Regions from separate parts of the Mus musculus genome. Here region 2 is linked to region 1. Evidence: chromatin contacts called from ENCODE Hi-C or POLR2A ChIA-PET data. All regions are on one chromosome and are shown on one strand. The core of a region is the stretch at or near the end of the contact, and the rest is flanking DNA. Distances in the headings are between cores, read along the strand shown. Region 1 holds the start of Mospd3 (motile sperm domain containing 3). Region 2 holds the start of Cops6 (COP9 signalosome subunit 6).

The links. Hi-C counts contacts between places; a loop is a spot of excess contacts on that map. ChIA-PET counts read pairs that join two places held with the same protein, here RNA polymerase II (POLR2A).
Region 2: a map of T-helper 17 cell shows a loop between it and region 1 (2.6-fold over the local background). The contact joins the promoter of Cops6 here to the promoter of Mospd3 in region 1. A Hi-C loop is called at or near these places in 1 of 37 maps with a recorded cell type or tissue (T-helper 17 cell). POLR2A ChIA-PET finds 5 or more read pairs at or near these places in 1 of 5 experiments (embryonic stem cell).

The regions. Positions count from the first base shown.
Region 1 is chr5:137,598,025-137,602,292 of GRCm38, reverse strand. Mospd3 (motile sperm domain containing 3) reads left to right here and starts at 1,585. Exons shown (of 5, transcript NM_001254762.1): 1 at 1,585-2,022; 2 at 2,241-2,316; 3 at 2,470-2,699. The coding sequence starts at 1,818. It also overlaps the pseudogene Gm7285.
Region 2 is chr5:138,158,977-138,162,781 of GRCm38, reverse strand. It overlaps Cops6 (COP9 signalosome subunit 6), which reads right to left and starts at 1,680. Exons shown (of 10, transcript NM_012002.3): 1 at 1,600-1,680; 2 at 1,285-1,407; 3 at 977-1,108; 4 at 557-645; 5 at 398-460; 6 at 1-47. The coding sequence starts at 1,669.

The DNA.
Region 1 (4,268 bases), core at 336-2,835:
CACCCCCACTGTATCTCTTGTCCCCTATCACCTTCCCCTTTCCAAATGGTTCTCCTGGTTTTTTGTTTGTTTGTTTGTTTTTTAACTATGAATGACACTTTATTCAGTCATTTTCTTTACAACTGAAACTCTGGGAATTCAAAATTAACATCCTTGCCTGTGAGCTTCTTGTACTCACCAGAAAAAGTTTCAACCTTGTGTTCCACGTTGTTCTGCTGTGCTTTGTCTAAGTGAACTTTTATGAGCCGGCTGCCATCCAGTTTCACACGGATCCTCTTACCCACAATTTCACTTGGGAAGACTAAGTCCTCAAGGATGGCATCGTGCACTGCTGTCAGGGTGCGGCTTCTGGGGCGCTTCTTGCTTATTTTTCGTTCGGCTTTTCCGGGTTGGCTTGGGCAGAATCCACCTCTGAGCAATGAGGACTACATTCTTCCCACTGAACTTTTTCTCCAATTCACACTAGCCGGACTTGGATTTTCTGGAAAGATTTAAGCTGAGGAACTGGTACAAAAATTACGATAGCTTTCCGACCACCACCAACTTCAATTTCCTTGGCTGCGGTGATGTTGAGTTCCCGCAGCTGCGCCTTGAGATCAGAATTCATCTCCAGCTCGAGAAGCGCCCGAGAGATGCCAGACTCGAACTCGTCGGGCTTCTCGCCATTGGGCTTCACGATCTTGGCGCTCGAGCTGAACATGTTCGTCCTGACGGAGCGCCGGCTTAGAAAAAGTTCTCCTGCTTTCTTGGTGGTTCCTGTTTTGGTTTGTAGGCACATCTTTAGTATCGAAAGTTTTCTTTACATGTATATGACCCACGTATTGTCAGAGGTCAAATGAGGGCGTTCGATTCCCAGAAACTGGAGTTATAGTTGTCACTATGTCTATGCTGGAAGCGAACCTGGGTCCGAACCCTTCAGCACTAACCCTCTTATTTAAAAAAAAAAAAAAAAGTTCCTGCCTCATCCAGTTCTGCTTATTGATTACTGACTTAATCATACGTTTCCCAGGCCCAGATAAACAAACGCTAGGTCGTTGCTCACAGTCCCGCCTCTCGCACTTAACTCTCAGACAGAGAAGGAACTCAGGACACATAAAATTCTTACCAAGATCAAGCCAATCAGTGGTGCCAAAGGAGGCGTGTTTGGTCTTTGAAGAACACCAATCAGCGAACATTGGGGCGGAAGGGATTCAGCACCCACCAATAAGAGAGGCCGTACGGCGGAAGTGCATAAAGGAACTCTCGGGAAGATGGCGCCCTTAATTTGGTCACAAGTTGACCGGAGGAAACTTTGACCGCGAGGTGATTATCACAGTACAAGCGGCTGTTCACAGGCGGGATCCCGAGCAGAGCATATGCCGAGCTCAAGGAAAGGGCACAGGGACACAATTCGGTGACCTGGAGGTCAGGGACTCTCAAAGAGCAGAGTCCGTCAGGAGATCGGAGCGGGAAGACCCGGAAAAGGCGTGGTCAGAAACAGGGCGGGTTTACTGCGCCCCAAACCGGAAGACCCGGATTGGGAAGCGACGAGGCGGGACGGATTTTAGCCAGGTGGGCGTGGCCACTGCGGTGCGGTTTGGGGGCGGGGCCTATAGGAACCTGGGGCCCAGCTGGCAGGAGAGGAGGTTTGGGAACCGGGGCCCGGGGCTGCAGGATCCACATCTAGCGGGGTTCCAAGGCAGTGGTGACATCAGGCCTCGCTCTGCTCATGATCTCCCCCTGTCCTCTTTTCATCCATCGCGTCACTAGCCCTAAACTCTAAGACCCTCTTGTCCTCCTGAGCTCTGCCCTCGGATGTCCGACCGCCCAGAGCCTGCATGCGCCGTGGGGCGCCCCAGGACCAGGAGCTGGTGGGTCCGGGGGCCCCTGGGCGGGGGTCCCGGGGCTCCCCTCCTTCCTCAGGACCCGTTGTCCCGGTGCTGGTCTTTCCCCCGGATCTAGTATTCAGGGCGGACCAGAGAAGTGGACCCCGGCAGCTGCTGACCCTCTACAACCCCACGGGAACTGCGCTTCGCTTCCGAGGTGAAGAGACGGGCGCCTTAGAGCTAGGGCTCTGGGGGTTAGTAGCAGGATATGGGAAGACTGTGTGGGCTGGAGGAATTAATCAAGAGGCAAGATGCCTAGCTTTGGGTCTGAAAAAAAAATCATGTCCATCTCCGGGGTTGCTGACATGAGGGGCCCCGGTGGAGCACTATAAGTAAAACTTGCCTAAGATCTCTTCGCGTATCTTTATCTGACAGTTCTGTGCACAGCACCTGCCAAATACACGGTATTCGATGCAGAGGGATATGTGAAGCCTCAGTCCTGCATTGACATGTGAGTGGGGAGGTTGGGGAAGCAGCCAGGCACCACAGCTACCTGTTGTCTTTTCTCCTGCTGACTGCAGTCACTCTGGGAAAAGTTTCTGGGGAGGAGATCTGGATTTACATGGTTGGTTGCCTCTCACTTCCTTTCCTCCCAATGGTTCAGTGTGATACGGCACGTGGCCCCCGTCCCCAGCCACTATGACGTCCAGGACAGATTCCGCATTGAGCTGTCTGAGGAGGGGACTGAGGGACGAGTGGTTGGAAGAAAAGACATCACCTCTGTTCTTCGAGCCCCAGCGTACCCCCTGGAGCTTCAGGGACATTCTGAGCCAACGCCCAACCCAGGGCCTCCTGTGTGGACAGGACTGACCCCAGCCAGACATCTTCAGGAGAGTGAGTTGAACAGATTCTTTGTGTGTGTGTGTGTGTGTGTGTGTGTGTGTGTGTGTGGTATTGTGTATATGTATTGTGTGAGTATATGCATGTGGGTCCTTATGCATGGACTTGAGCACATGTGCAGTCTCTTCTCACCCTTAGTTGTTTTGAGACAGGCTCTCTCATTGAACCTAATATACATTCATTTGTAGACTGGATGGGCGGTGCAGAATCCAGAGCCTCCACCGCCCAAACACTGGGATTATAGGCATACACTTCCATGCCCAGTTTTAAGTATGTTCTGGAGAACTGAACTCAGATCTCCATGCTTGCATGGTCAGCCCTTTTTTTGATTGAGTCATCTCTCCACGGGTCTTGGTTTTCTGCAGTACTGGGCAAAGGCCTACCAGGTACCAAGTACTGTACTGCTGAGCAGTAACCCCAGCCCTGCACTGGGGACCTCTGTAGGGAGAGAAGACGCAGTCGCAATACCCTAGAAAGAAACTAAATGGGGTTTGAAGAAGTCTCTGGGCTCAGGGGTGTGTGTGTGCTGTGTGTGTGTCTGTGTATGTGTATGGTGTGTGTGTGTGTGGTATGTGTGTGTGTGGTGTGCATGTGGTGTGTGTGTGTGTGTGGTGTGTGTGTGTGTGGTATGTGTGTGTGTGTGTGGTGTGTGTGTGGTGTGTGTCTGTGTGGTGTGTGTGTGAGTGTGGTGTGTGTGCGTGTGCTGTATATGGGGGTGTGTGTGTGTGTGTGTGTGGGTGTGTGTGTGTGTGTGTCATGTGTGTGTGTGTGTGGTGTGTGTGTGTGTGTGTGGTGTGTGTGTGGTGTGTGTGTGTGGTGTGTGTGGTGTGTGGTGTGTGTGTGTGTGTGTGTGTGTGTGTGTGTGGTGTGTGTGTGTGTAGATAATCCTGCTTGAGGTTTTTTATCAGGTGTGAGGAAGAAGACTTTGCAGTTGTCCTGGTTTCTAACTTCTAATCAGAGAGACAAGTTCTTCTCCAGCTCCAACTGCAGTGTCTCAGGTGCCAGCTATGTTCAGTTCAATGAAAAACCTGTACTGAGTGATCAGCTCTCTCTCTCTCTCTCTCTTTTTTAAAAAAGAATTTACTTATTTATTTTATATATATAACGAGACACATCAGAAGAGGACATCAGACCCCATTACAGATGGTTGTGAACCACCATGTGGTTTCTGGGAATTGAACTCAGGACCTCTGGAAGAACAGTCAGTGCTCTTAACCATTGAGCCATCTCTCTAGCCCCGAGCAGTCAGCTCTGGTATGCTTGATATGAGAGATACAGAGGTCCCTTCCTGTCAGCCCAGGACACTGAGAACATAGTATAGAAGGCAAGAGGAAGTGGGGACCAGAGGACAGAGCTTCTTGTGGCTTCAGGACAGAGGCACCAAGGAGAAGAGAACATTCCCAGGGTACCCTTAGAAGGCAATAGGATGTAAACACAAAGACATGGTGGCACAGGCCTGGGGTAACACCACATGGGGGTTTGCAAGCAAGGAAGGAGGGTTGCAGGTTCGAAGCCAGCCTCGGCTACTTAGGAATACTTAGAAAAACAGCTGGATGAGAAGGT
Region 2 (3,805 bases), core at 431-2,930, 560 kb before region 1:
TCTCCATTGATTATATCGATGACAGACTCAAAAACGCTGACAGGAAGCTGTAAAAACACAGACGGAGACAAGAGAACAGCTCTTACTAAAAGCAAATGCACTTGAACTTACACACATGCCAGGCTGGCTTTGAACTCACAATCCTGCCTCAATCTCCTGAGTGCTAAGATTGGTTACAAGTGTTGTCACCACACTTGGCTCATGCTTTCTCTAGGTTTTACACACATTACATATGGAAACACCACTGAAGAGATGAAGTCACACAACTGATGGGTGTAAACAGCAGGGTAGAGATTCAACTCAAGCTTTCTCTAATACACATAATGTCGGTAAATTAGAGCAAAGGCATAGTGGCAGATGATCAAGAAAAAGGGGACATTGGGTCAACAACACTCACATCTGTGTGCTTGGTCATAGGGTTCAACTTCAGAAAGAGCGGACTCTCAATTATCTCACACACCTAGAAGATAAGGCAAAGCCCAGGAAGAGTCAGTATCTCCTCTTCCCCTAACCTTCTGTTCATTTCCCCAACATGCACATATTTGAGCTTCTATACCTGCTTATGGACGTGGATGTCTGAGGGGTCAGGTGGCCCCCCTGTGGTATACCAACCCAGAAACTCCAGCTCCTTGAAAACCTGTTTAACTGGAGAAGAAGGGGCCAGAGTAAATATTCCTTTAAACCTCTCTTCCTTAGTTTGATGGGCCTGGTGTGTTCTTTCCGGTTCTCCCCTCCCTCCTCATATTTTGGGTCAGTTTAAAATAACTACACCTAACTAACCTTGAACTTCTGACCTCTTGCCTCTATCTCCTGGGTTATATGGTACTGAGGATTGAACTCTGGTCTTCCCGAATGTTAGGAAATGCACTTTACCCCACTGCCCTACATCCTCAGGCCTTTTATTCTTTAAGACAAACAAAACAAAACAAAAATCTTCCCACTTTTCCTTCCCCACCCACTTCTATTCCCCTCTCACACTGCTCCTCCTTGGTGTAATAATATTCTTTGTCAATGATAATCTTCTCTTCCACGGTGTGGGACAGCAGCTCAAAGGAGTTCATCACTTCGATATTTCGCCCCTCCTGCTTCCCGATCAGAGCCCCAATCACTAAGGGGAGAGAAACAGAAGCGCAAGGAAACTAGGTGAGGAACAGGCGTCTCGGAAAACCTTTCCCGAGTCGGCGTGAATCAACGACTGGGGAAACAATAATTTGGAAGAAAGGGCGCAGGGGAGTGACTGGAGGAAATCTCCAAGAGATTTTGAGATTTACACACAACACTCACCCTGCATAGGCCGCCCCTCCTGGGAGCGCATGCGGATCCAATGGTCTGAGATGTTAAGGATGACAAGGGGATGAAGAGCGACGGAAACACTCCCAGTCACTCCGGAGGCCATCACGCTGGGGACTGTTAAAGGTGAAAGGAAAACATAGCGGCTGAGAGCTCGGGCCCACACATTTTCCCCTAGACATGGAAGCAGGGGACCAGCAGAGCCCGGCCGTCCATCGCTGCCCTCAAGTTATCCTGGGACAGGTTTAAGAAGTACTCAAGACCACTTCTCAAGGGCAACTCCAGAAGTCGGTCTGCGCACCCCGTTACCTGCTGCATCCACTTCCATGCCGCTGCTGCCTCCGCTCCCATTCGCCCCCGCCGCAGCTGCCGCCGCCATTTTCCCCGCGCCCGCCAGCCACGGCCCGCCCCTTTCCTTCTCGGCTTCCGTCGGGGAGCGGTGCATGCTCAGTGTATACTTGGTGCTGCTAATGGGCGGGGCAGCTGCCAGTACTTAGTAGCTCAGGGTGCTCTGCGTGTTGTGCTGCTGCTAGCGGTTCTCATGTAAACCAGCCTGGCCATGAGTTCTGTAGTGTGTATCTGAAGATGGCTTTGAACTTTGATCCTCTTGCCTTTACCTCCCAAGGAGGGCTATTAGTTTCCAGGTCTCAAGTGGATACACTGTCAATACTAAACACAGAGAAAATTGCGATCAAAAGGAGGAAAGGCTGTAAAAGGGAATGGGGAAGACAATTTATTCAGGATATAAAATTTTTCATGTTGCATATAATCTATAGAGACTTGATCACTTGTTTGTTGAGATAGGGTCTTACAATGTTGGCCAGCTGGTGGGAACTTGCTATTCGTCTAGGCAGACTTCTAGGAGATCCGCCTTCCTCTCCTTCCTGAATGCTGAGATTAAAGGTGTGTACCATACCCAGCATGCCTAGCTTTTAAAACGATGTACTGAGGATCTAAACTCAGGTCCTAACACTTCATCCCCTGAGCCATCTCCCCAGTAGTAATTACTCTTGAATTGTTCAGCTTCTTCAGTTTCAAGACAACCTCTTTACACAACTTAGCAACTGCTATTGGGAGGGCTTGTGGCCCACGCCTTTAATCACAGCCTTTAATCGAGGCGGGCAGACCTCATGAGTTCAAGGCCAGCCTGGACTACAAAGTGAGTTCCATCACAGCCAAAGCTACACAAACAAACCCTGTCGCACAAACAAAAAAAAAAAGGTGGGGGGAGGGGAAGAGTTGCCTTGGTCATGGTGTCTCTTTACAGCAATAGAACAGTGATTAAGACAATTACTTGTAACAAAAAAGAAAACCAAAAAAAAAAAAAAAAAAAAAAGACAATTACTTGCCCAGCATGGTGGCACACGCCTTTAATCCCAGCACTTGGGAGGCAGAGGCAGGCGGATTTCTGAGTTCGAGGCCAGCCTGGTCTACAGAGTGAGTTCCAAAATAAAAAAAATAAAAATAAAAATAAAAATAAAAGAAAACGTTTCCTACTTGGACAATAACTAAGGCTAAGCGACCTGCTTAAATAGCCAAGAAAGAGTATTTGGTCCACAATCATTCATTTGGGGCCAATAACAGCCATTTTTTTAAATTTTTATTTTGGTTTTTCGAGACAGGGTTTCTCTGTATAGCCCTGGCTGTCCTGGAACTCACTTTGTAGACCAGGCTGGCCTTGAACTCAGAAATCTGCCAAGTGCTGGGATTAAAGGTGTGCGCCACCACCGCCCGGGCTACTTTTTATTTTTATTTATTTATTTTTTTTACTAATCACAGTCACTGAAGTATGTGCTTTGGACCAATCATGGCTTTGCACTGATTCGCAGTAGTCCTTCCACTAGGGAAAGGGCTCCCTTCCTGTCACGCTGGAAATGCTTTCAGGTTCATCTACATTTCATAGGGGTCTATGACAGCAAAATATCTGGTAACAACTATGTCAAATACACTGGAAAATCAGCTTCAATCTTTACACAGCTGTCTCAAGACTTCTGTTGTGTGTCCCAGATTGCTGGTGCTAGTCTAAGGGTCATCTAGCTAACTTATGAGACTGACAGTCCTTTTCCTCAGGGCAGCCTGGACAGTGAGAGAGATGGGTACAATAGATGATAATTAGATAGTTAAGTTGCCCTATTCCCAATGTCTTTGGTTAGTTACATGAAAATAAACCTTGGGAGTTTTTATACTATAAACCTAAAGAGATTTCCATTAGAGGAAAAACTGAAGGAAGGGAAGGTCATCATTAGTGCTAACAGCAATTTAACAATATTCTTAAAACACTCAACCCCTGTCTAGAGCTCAAGGAAAGCTGGGTTCCCTTCATCTGTCTTGGAATGATTTTTTTTTTTTTTTGCAGATTTTAATAATGTATTAAAAAGTCAGGCAGTGGTGGAACACACCTGTAGTCCTAATACTCCGGAGGCAGAGGCAGGCAGATCTCTGGAGTTTGAGGCCAGCCTGGTCTACAAACCAAATGCCAGAACAGCCAGGGCTACACAGAGAAACCCTGTGTACT